Linked DNA regions of Mus musculus: region 2 is linked to region 1. The links are chromatin loops, found by intact Hi-C in ENCODE. Cell type or tissue: heart. All regions are shown on one strand. Each heading gives the region's core, and the rest is flanking DNA. Links, peaks and the distances in the headings are about the cores only. Region 1 has its middle 5.9 kb from the start of Gm46569. Region 2 has its middle 8.0 kb from the start of Gm36001.

Region 1 (5,381 bases), core at 164-5,163:
GCTGCTAGCCTGAGTTCCCAGGGTGATGGCCCTGGAGTTCGTACTGAGGCTCTCTCCTCTCTCGACACTAGCCTCGGTGCTAGCCTTGTGCTGAGCTAAGAACCAGGCAGGCTGGGGTGCTCAGTGATGCTCTCTTAAATGTAACTGAGGATGAGGGCACACGTTCCATTTATAGCCAAATGCCAATGGGTTTGCTGCTTGTTCAAACCACTGGGACTTGAAGAGGGATGAAAGCAATGTCAGAAACACTTCATCTTGCTCCTTTTATGTCCAGTCCTAACAAGGCTAGAGATCTAAACCCAGTCTCTGCATAGAGCCCTTTGCTTCACTCTGTGTGCCCTTTAAGACATGGTTCTGACCCCAGCAAATTCCCAAGCCCTCTCTAACTCTTCCCATCTGTGTGATGTTTATTTAACCTTTGACTGGCAGCTGCTTCCACCTCGGAGTTTTGCAGTTCTCTAGAAAGAGAGGTCTGGGCTCTGGATGGCTCTCTCCCTCTCTAGTTTCTCTTACAGTCAAAGCATGTAGATCTTCCTTTGTTGGGAGCAGTCCCAGAGAATAGGAGGTTACAGGCATCAAGAAACTAGGAAAATAACAGAAAGAAAACAGTGGGCAGTGAATTTCAGTCTTCTTTAAACTAAGAAAGCTACCTTTTCTGCCTTGCTTTGGAGTGACCCCAAAGGAAACCCAAGATCACTTGCATCACTGTCGTTAAGACTCCCTGACTGACCAAGACTCCGAGGTTCACTGCAGACTCCAACCCTACCCTTGAGACACTGGACCTCCCATCTCTCTCATCCCTGATGGGGTCTCACTCACAGAGGCCTTCCTGTGACCCGGGGGTGGCTGCCTCTGTCTCCTCCAGCTTCCTCGGAGCTTCTGGGAGGAGCATCATGTCTAGATTGATGGGACAGATGTTGAACAAGTCTGGCTTCTCTCCCACTTGGCCTGACAGAGTACTGGGTGTCCTCCCTCCTCTTACCATAGTCTCAGGGCAAGAATCAAGAGTCCTGGGAGCAGCAGGGAAGGAGAAGGAAGGTCGGAAAGAAATGCCCGAGGACTGTCGTCATTTACCCCGCTGGGAGATGTCGATTCAGAGAATCACTGAGGGTGCTACATGGCCGGTTCAGCTCCGCCCTCCTTTCCTGCTCTCTCTGTATCCACATCATCCTTCTCTCCCACCCTCCCTCCCCTCATGATCATTAATCTTTGATGAGTCACTAGCTCTTCCCCATAAGAAACTGACATGGGCCCCTCCCCCGCCTGCCACCCAAAGCCCCGAAAGCTGGAGTTCAGGAAGTTCCAATCAGAACCCTGACCTCTACCCCTCCACACCCACAAATGGGATGTCTATCTCTCATCAGACCAGTCACACTGGAGAACAAACTGAACACCCCTCTCTTTATGACTTGCCACCTAACACAACGAAGCCAAGGCAAGAGGCTGCTATCACTGGTGTCTCTCCAGGTTCTCCTTACTGAAGGACAGACTGCTTTCACTGCCCACCCCCCTCTAGGCAGATGCTAGAAGCCTTTTTTGAGCCCTTGATCAGTGCTAGCAGGTGACTCCTAATCCCAATCCTTTCTCCAGGCTGTCACCAACATGGTTCCAAACTTAGTGGAAGCGCTTCGTTCGGTACAGATTCATGGTGAGCATCACGGCAAACTTAGAATCACTCAAGATCTTTGAATGACCGTGAGGCAGCCGTCCCCAGTGAAGGAACGGCTCCCTGACCTTCTCTGCTCCAGCAGAATAGTCTTGTTTCTGCCCCATCAAACGCCAACTGTCTTAGTTAGGGTTTTACTGCTGTGAGCAGACACCATGACCAAGGCAAGTCTTATAAAGGACATTTAATTGGGGCTGGCTTACAGGTTCAGAGGTTCAGTCCATTATCATCAAGGCAGGAGCAGGGCAGCATCCGGGCTAATATGGTGCAGGAGGAGCTGAGAGTTCAACAGCTTCACCTGAAGGCAGCTAGTGGAAGAGTCACTTCCGGGCAGCTAGGACTTGGATACTAGACCCACGCCCACATTAACACACCAACTCCAACAAGGCCACACCTCCTAATAGTGCCACTCCCTAGCCCAAGCATACACAAACCATCATACCAGCTCACCCTGGCCTGACAGATGCCTTCCTTCTCTCAACAGGGCTCCTCTCACCCAGAGCACGGCCTTGCAGATCATTCCCTCTCATCCTTTGTATGGTTTCTGGAGCTCTAACCCAGGTCACCAGACTCGCACAGCCAAAAGTGCCTCTACCCCCAGAACCATCTCCCTGGACTTTGAGCTCATTTTTTTTTTAACCTTGTCAGGAAAGTAAAATATATTCTCTTTATCTTTTAGAAAAGCTCAAAAATTCTTGTCTCTGTTAATTTGGATTTCTAGCTCCTTTTAACTCAAAATACTTTCCTACATGGATGGGAAGAGATACCATTTGACTTTGAGGCCTTAAGAACTGTGAAAGTCCTACAAGCTTTCCTGCTGGCAAGCCGGTAGTGTCAGATCTCCCATGGCTTACCGGTATAGTTCATGGCTTCCTCTCTCTGGACTCAACAATGGCTATTTCTGTACTTGGTGAGGGTAACCTCTACTCAGGCTGATCTCTTCTGTGCTCAGCAGAACTAAAAAAGAGGGTTCCTCAGAACCTATCCCAATGTGTGCATACTGAGGCACTCACTCCCAGGGGCACCATAGAGATGGTGCCCCAGCATGTCCTAGCACTCAAATCAGACACTGATAGCTCATGAGGGGCATTGGAAGGAAGCAAAACATCAGCCCCCTTTATATGTGGTCTATGGTATTTCCTCCATGATTTTCTCATTGCACTGAGAAGGCACAGGTACTTGGAATAGAGGAAGTTCCAGCTATACAGCTGTCTCCTGGGGTTTAGTACAGGCTGCCTTCTTTCCCCTTCTTATCACCCCCTCCAGACCTCCCCCCGTGTAAGACGAGAATTCCCAGGATTCTTTACTGGAATATTTTCCCAGACTCCACTTCCAACAGCTGTTTTTATCTTGACAGCTAGCTGGCCTTTGTCTCTAGGGCTGGACAGCATCAGACCTGACACTCACTACAGTCTGAGGGCTGCCCTTAGCACAGACTCCTCCAGGGTCGTGGGGAGAGGGAAAAGAGCCAGCAGACCACCCATCACCACCATCATACAGCAAGCTCAATGGCACCCCCTCCAAGGGGACCTTTGCAAGCCACTTGCTCCCCTGACTTCCATTTGTGACCATCAGAAGACAGACAAGCTGTTTGATGAACCCCAAACCTTCCTAATAACATCTCCCCAGAAGTGCTCATTCAAGAACCTTGAATTCCCATGACTTACTGATTGGTTCAAACAAACAAATAAATAGAGAGTCTGTCTTTCATAGAATTGTTAACATCATTTTGAAAAGAAAATAACAAATCCTAATAGAAATAAGTTGCCTTATAACTGCTCTCTCTCTCTCTCTCTCTATTTCTCTCTCTCTCTCTCTCTCTCTCTCTCTCTCTCTCTCTCTCTCTCACACACACACACACACACACACACACACACCTTCAGTAATCAATCCAACAAACTGGCTTCATTTCTTCTAACTGTTGCAACGTGACAAGTAAGAAAACTTGGCAGGGAGTTTGGAGCCGTCGCTTAGGGTCCTGTCTGAAGGACAATTAGGAGCACGTGTCTCCTTTGCCTTTTATTGTGTGTCCATCCCACCAGCAAACCATAAACAAAACCAGAGTGAGCAATGGCGGGACGCCTCCAAACCCACGCAACCCGACCGTCCGTGTATACTCCAGCATGAGCATGCATCCTCACTCGTGGCAGGAATGGTTTGAGAGGAGCCAGAAGCCTGATGCTGGGAGTTCAGTTTGTAGAACTGTACGATACTATGAAATGCCACTGCGGCCCGCGGACAGCTAGGGTATATTGGGTGAGACGGAGAACTGTCCATAACGCAGTACAGAAAATGCAGCCAGCTGCCTTTTCTAATTGTCTGTAAATAAAGCGCATGGGCAACTGTGGAAGGATGCTCACCCAATACTCTTAGTGGTTGTGTCTGGCTTCTTGGGGTTCATATTATTCTATCTCCATTACATTTGCATGTTGCTTGCTTATCAGACAGGATCTCCTACATCCCAGGTACCCTCCAACTCTCTGCTTGGTGAAGGGTGACCTGGACTTCTGGTCCTCCTTTCTATGTTTCCTAATGTTAGAGTACAGGCACGCACCAGCATGCTGGGCTTATGCTGTGCTGGGCATTGAACCCAGGACTCGTGTAAAATGAGAACTCCTGGGGTAGAGTAGACCTGGATCCTCACTCTGGTTTGGGCACTGTGGTGGTCTGTATTTGCTTGGCCCATGGGAAGTGGCACCATTAGGAGGCATGACCTTGTTGAAATGGGTGTGGTCTTGTTGGAGGAAGTGTGTCACAATATAGGCGGGCTTTGAGGGTTCCTAGTTCAAGACCCTCCTCCTGGAAGCCTGTAGATGATAGCCTCCTTTTTGCATGCTTTTGGATCAAGATGTATCTCTCAGCTCCTCCAGCACCATGTCTGCCTAGATGCTGCCTGGATGCTGCCTGGATGCTGCCATGTTCCTGCCATAATGATAATGGGCTGAACCTCTGAATCTGTAAGCCAGCCCCAACTAAATGTTGTCTTTCATAAGAGTTGCCTTGTTCATGGTGTCTCTTCACAGCAATGAAAACCTGGACTAAGACAGGTACAGCTAAGGACATTTCTTGGGTAATTTATAAGAGTTGTAAGATCATTTTTACCAGGAAGCCCAAGGTTAGAGACAGCACATGTCTATACCTGAGATCAGTATAATTTACAGTGTGAAAACACACTGTAACAGCCATTCTTGGTTGCTACCTTGACTACATCCAGAATTAACTAAAACCCAAGTACACTTGTGAGGGACTTTTTTTTTTCTCAGTTAAATCGTGTAAGGTGGGAAGAACCACTTTTAATCCAGATCTCTTGAGGTGGGAAAATCCACCTCTAATCTGGGCCATGCCTTCTGTTGGCAGTCTACATAGAGACATGGAAGAAGTAACTTGCTCTCTGCCTGCTTGCCCTCGCTCTTGCTGGCAAGTCCATCCATTCGTTGGCATTAGAGCTACTTCTGTGGGATTCTGGTGCATACTGAAGACATCCAGCTAAGACATCCAGCTTTGTGCACTGAACAATTACTGGATCCTTGGATCTTCTGATGACAGACAGTCATTGTTAGGACTAGCTGGACTATCGCCCGTGAGCCATTATAATCATGTGTGTGTGACACACACATATACATACATACATACATACATACATACATATATTTGTTCTATATCAGTTCTGTTCCTCTAGAAAACCCTGACTCCTATACAGAGCCCTCCCAGGTTC
Region 2 (5,381 bases), core at 160-5,159, 160 kb before region 1:
CAAACTCATTACTACCAGATACTGAGGCTGTCTCCAACATGTCAGCCCCATTATAATCGCTCCAGTGAACATCTCTGTAGCTAAATCATGCACACATTTAAAAAGTGAATGTACATATTTGAAAAGAATTGGTTGGTGAGTAAGTTCACATGTAGAAAGACTTTTTGATGTGAAATTTCAAATTACTCTCAAGAAAGGAAAAGAAAATTCTTCCTCTCGGCGGCACAAGAACATCTTTCAGTGTTTGTGGTTCACCGAGTGCAGCATAGACTCTGGGGTTTCTTTTCAAAGGAGGTCCTGTTTTGTGCAAATTGTTAAGAGAGAAGGGCTTGGCTGGAGAGATGGTATGGCAGTTAAGAACACGTGCTGCTCTTCCAGAGGACTCTGGTTCAATTCTCATCCCCCATGTGGTGGCTCACAACCACCTGTAACTCCACTTCTTGGGACTCTGTTGCCCTCTTCTGAGTCCCATGAGTGCAAAAACATACATACAGGCATGATACCATACACATAAAACTTAAAATTGAAAGAGAGAGACAAAGAAACAGAGACAGAGAGACAGAGACAGAGAGAGACACAGAGAGAAAACACACAAGTTCAAACTCTAAACATTCGCACACTAAGTTGGAGGGATACAGAAAGGGACCAGCTAGTAAATATTTTAGCTTTTGTTGAATAGCCACCAAAGTCAAGAATATTGTGCACAGATGAATATGACCCTGTAAAACTGAGAACTCTTTGTAGGGGGCAGGACTTGGCACATTAGCTGTAGTCTGACAACTACCTGCCCTGAAGCCTTGTCCATCCATGGGCACTTCATGGGGTTATTTTTGAGAATCCAGTGGGGTGAGACCACAGCTGGCCACTCTCATGGTGGAACTTTAGAAAACAGTCCCCAGTAGAAGAATTTACTGGGTTGCTGTCACTTTGTGGGACTACTAAAGAATACTTCAATCAGAAACCACAGTGTGGAGGTTTTTCAGAAAGCTGAACTAGATCCTCCATAGGACCCAACTCGACCACTCTTGGGCATGTACCCTAAGGATGCTATATTCTTCATTCACAGTACACAGGAAATGGAAACAACTGAGATGTTTGTCAACTGATGAGTGGATAATGAAAAGGTGATAACATTTGCACAATGGGATATTCTTCACCTGTTAAGAAAAACAAAATTATGAACATTTCTGGTAAACTGATGGAGCTGAAAACCATCATTCTGCCGGAGATAACCCAGACCCAGAAAGACAGACATCTCTGGTTTTCACTTATTTGTGGGTGTTAACATTGCATCTTCTGATACCTGTGTTTCATTTGGAATACTCATAGAGGCCAGGGAATTAGCAAGAGGTCATGGTTGGAGTAGAATTTAAAGGAAGAAAGACAGAATACAGCAATATGAGAAATCCTGGAATCCTGTTGGATACAGTAACAGCTGACCTGGCAAGACACACCAATTGGCTCAGACACACCCACTGGTTCAGACACGCCCACTGGTTCCAGACACGCCCACTGGCTCAACAGTGGCATGAATGTTGTGGGAGTAATCAGCTGCTTTCTGATTAAACTTAGGATCTATTCCACAAGATGAAATCTATAACTGAAATGATTATCTGTGCTGAGAATATCTGGCTAGATAGGTCATGGGTCCCCCAGGAGAAGCTATTATGTTTATTCTTCTAATGGGACATAGTATTAGACCAACTTCTAATGAATCACATGACACCCTGTTTAATCTGTTTTTTGGTGTTTGTTTGTTTGTTTGTTTGTTTATTGCTGTGAAAAGGCATCAGGACTAAAGCAACTTATAAAAGAAAGTCTTTAATTGAGGGCTTGCTTAGAGTCTCAGTCCATGACCACTATGGAATGAAGCCGGCAGCAGGCAGGCAGGCATGGCACTGGCGCAGTATCTGAGAGCTTACATCTGATCTACAAGCAGGAGGCAGAGGAGAAAGATGGGTTGGGGGAGGGAGAAATTGGGTCTTGTGTTGTCTTTTGAAACCTAAAAGCTGACCCCGACTTGAAGTGGCAACTTAAGGGTTCTTCGGAAAGAAAGTTGTGTTGGATGGTGTTTTGTTGGGGCAAACACATGAAGGAGTGTTTTCCTGAACGGACACAGGTGAAAGGCTAAGGCAGACACGTGAAGGAGTGGTTCACTGAAGCAGACACAGGAGAGAGGATGTTCTGCTAAAGCAAACATGTGAAAGGACACGTGATGAAGGATTCTTTTTTTTTTTTTTTTTTTTTTTTTTTTTTCTTTTTGGTTTTTCAAGACAGGGTTTCTCTGTATAGCCCTGGCTGTCTTGGAACTCACTCTGTAGACCAGGCTGACCTCGAACTCAGAAATCCACCTGCCTCTGCCTTCCAAGTGCTGGGATTAAAGGTGTGCGCCATCACTGCCCAACGTCATGAAGGATTCTTTGCTAATGGCACACACGTATTGGTCTGCCGTCTGTGATGTAGTTGAGTTCCATCAGTCTTGACTCTGAGGACTTGGGCTGATTGGATGCACAGGCTGAGGCAAGGCATGTGTTGTGGACGCACGATGTTTGGAAGGTATAAATAGGTCTCCACAGAGTGACAGAGTGACGGAGACAGAACTTGGCTTTGCTGGGACAGCTAGTCCTGCAACGCTTGGGTCTTTCGACTTTGCTGATCTTTGCTTCCCTGAGAGAGGCACAGCTGAGAGTGTCCCCTAGTGTTCCTGCTGGTCCCTCCTGTGGACACTGAGGCCTGGCTGTCTCTGCTGGGTACTGCTACCACCGCTGAATTGTGTTTGCTGTCCCGACTCTATCGCATTAGACTGCTGGTGTTTGTGAGTGGACCGAGCTGCTGCTGCTGACCTGTGAACTGAACTGTCGAATTCCAGACAACACAGGCAGGAGTTGCTCCAGGGAACCTTTTTAAACAGGTCCACCCCTCCCCCACCCCCATAGCCTTTCTTTCTCACTACCTCTGGTGGGTGGTAGGCTAAAAGGGAGGCGAAAGCATTTAAGAACCATCATGAAAAATAAGGTTTGAAAAAATTAAAGTTACACCTAATTGGCACACCTTCTCCAACAAAATCACACCACACCTCCTAATCCTTCCTTAACATTCTGGCAAATGGGAACCAAACATTCAAACACATAAGCCTATGGAGGCCATTCTCATTCAAGCCACCGCCCGCCCACAGATTGGTGCACCCCTCAACCCTTACAGAGACGCTTCCTTTCACAGTAGATGGGGAGACCCACAACTGCTCAGGAAGAATCGAAGAAGCAACTGCAGAAGGCTCAGCCCCAAAGGAGGCATCCATGATACACCCACTCCTCCCCACCCCAACTCCTGCTTCCCAGGTGCTGGGATAACTGTGGAGAGGGGGCAGGCCAGACAGATCCTAAGAGCCAGAAGTGATGGCCATACTACAAGGTGTGTTCACAAGGGGTACTTACACGCTAGCTCACAGCACTTGTGACAGTATGCACTTGGATTATGCAAGCTCAAGCCACACAAAACCCCAGCATGGAGGGACATGGGCTTCAAGTCCCACTCTTAGCTAAGAAGCTATAGGCAGCTAATATATATATATATATATGGAGAGAGAGAGAGAGAGAGAGAGAGAAAGCACATGTCAACACTCCAGTGTAAGATCACGCATCCAAGAGTGTATAAGCTGCACAAACCAGGCCTGATGGATTTAAAAGAAGAGGACACCTAGTTGTGTGGGTAGGGAAGCAGGGTGGATCTGTGAGGACTTGGAGGAGGGGGATAAATATGACCCAAATGCATTGTATGGGGCTGGAGAGATGGTTCAGCAGTTAAGAGCACTGACTGCTCTTCTAGACGGTCCTGGGTTCAATTCCCAGCAACCACCTGCTGGCTCACAACCATCTGTAATAGGATCTGATGCCCACTTCTGGTGTGTCTGAACACAGCTGCAGTGTACTCATATAAATAAAATAAATAAATCTTTTAAAAAATGCACTGTGTGAAATTCTCAACAACCCAATTAAAAATAACACAACCATAGCTCAGAATAAGGTTGGCTCTTTATAGGAGTGTTGTGTAAACTTGTTCTCAGGGTTAAGGAGAATTCTGTCACTGGGAGCCTGTACACACCAGCTGCCGAGCTATGGATCATGCTCAGTTTATTTTATAGGATGAAGGATATTTTTTAATCTTTCCATTTAGGTATTCCATAATTATAAAGGATAATCAGTTATGAATACATTCACCCAAACAACTTGTATTAATATTTTGGTTGAGTTTCTTGTAGAAGCTGAGGTTGGAGGAGAAGGACGGGGAGAAAGAGGCAGTCTGAAACTGGGGGACACCATGTATAAGGGAGCAGGACTCTCTTTTCTCTTCAGTTCAGGCACCATGGCCAATGCTCTAGCACAAGGCTGTGCATTTCTCAAGTCACTTCCCAGTGAGTGGACATGTGAGCCGGCTCACATGCCCTGTGCTATAGATAACAATACGAGTGTCTGTTTGACTTTATCGATGTTTTCACGTCTTTTATTACTTCCTTCCTGAGACTCCAAGCGTGGGAGCTGCTGCTCCAAAGCTGAGTGAGTTTCCAGCCCTCCACAGTCAAGTCTGTGTGTTTTCCAGAAAGCCTGCATCCAGTTGCTGCAGTGTGCCAGCACGCTCGCAATCACACCCCTAGGAAAACCTCGGTACCCAAAAGTGTCTGCTCCCTTTGATAAGTAAAACGATAGTGTGGGTTGACATAATATGGATATAATTACCTGCGGTTTTCATCCTTATATATGTCCGCTTTCCACTTGATTTACTTTAGGAAGCATATAGTCATCTTCCTAGCTCACTCTGGTTTTCCTTGTAAGGATCCTTTAAATCCTGACAGTGTGGAATTATTTCACAGCCTACCTGTGGCCTCTGATGCAAACCCTTGTGACTTACCTGGTAAGGTGTGTCTTTCTGGCACGAAGAGGGTCTTATTTCTATCACCCCAAACCCAGCAAGCTTTTCTCTCTGACTCTTTCCCTCCCTTTCATGTTTGGGAAGTTCATCTGTGGGATCATCCGCTAACCCACAGCACCTTTGAAGTTTCCTTTTGGATGGTTTCCCGTTTTATGTTTAATTCTTTAAGTCATCTGGAATTAATTTTGGTCTAAGTTGAAGTCAAAGTTCTGATTTGATCCCCTCTGCCCTGCAAAGCCAACCATTTGATCTCGCTCCTCACTAATTCTCCCCAAACTCTTAATGTGTGTGACTTCCTCCCACTCCACTAGACTGGGCTGGAGGAAGGAAAGGCAAAATGGAGGGAAGAAAGAGGGAGGGAGGGAAGGAGGAGGCAAAGGGATGTGGAGAAAATGGGAGGGGGGGGATTAGCTGGCCATACAGCAAAGCTGTACAGCAGTGGACGCTGTAGAGAT

The links. Hi-C counts contacts between places; a loop is a spot of excess contacts. Peaks named below come from ENCODE experiments on the same cell type or tissue, not always from the same donor. Only the 100,000 strongest peaks of a DNase experiment are listed, where the experiment ranks them.
Region 2: a loop joins it to region 1, with 2.3 times the contacts of the local background. A loop is called at or near these places in 1 of 42 quality-filtered maps.

What each region holds. Positions count from the first base shown.
Region 1 is chr16:90,703,475-90,708,855 of GRCm38, forward strand. No RefSeq gene overlaps it. Among named protein-coding and RNA genes, the nearest start is that of Gm46569, 5.9 kb to the right of the region's middle. In heart, for the core only: no CTCF peak of the experiment used is centred there; DNase peaks (open chromatin) are centred at 1,057 and 3,007; H3K27ac peaks cover 4,573 bases.
Region 2 is chr16:90,539,912-90,545,292 of GRCm38, forward strand. No RefSeq gene overlaps it. Among named protein-coding and RNA genes, the nearest start is that of Gm36001, 8.0 kb to the right of the region's middle. In heart, for the core only: a CTCF peak has its summit at 2,722; a DNase peak (open chromatin) is centred at 2,600; H3K27me3 peaks cover 437 bases.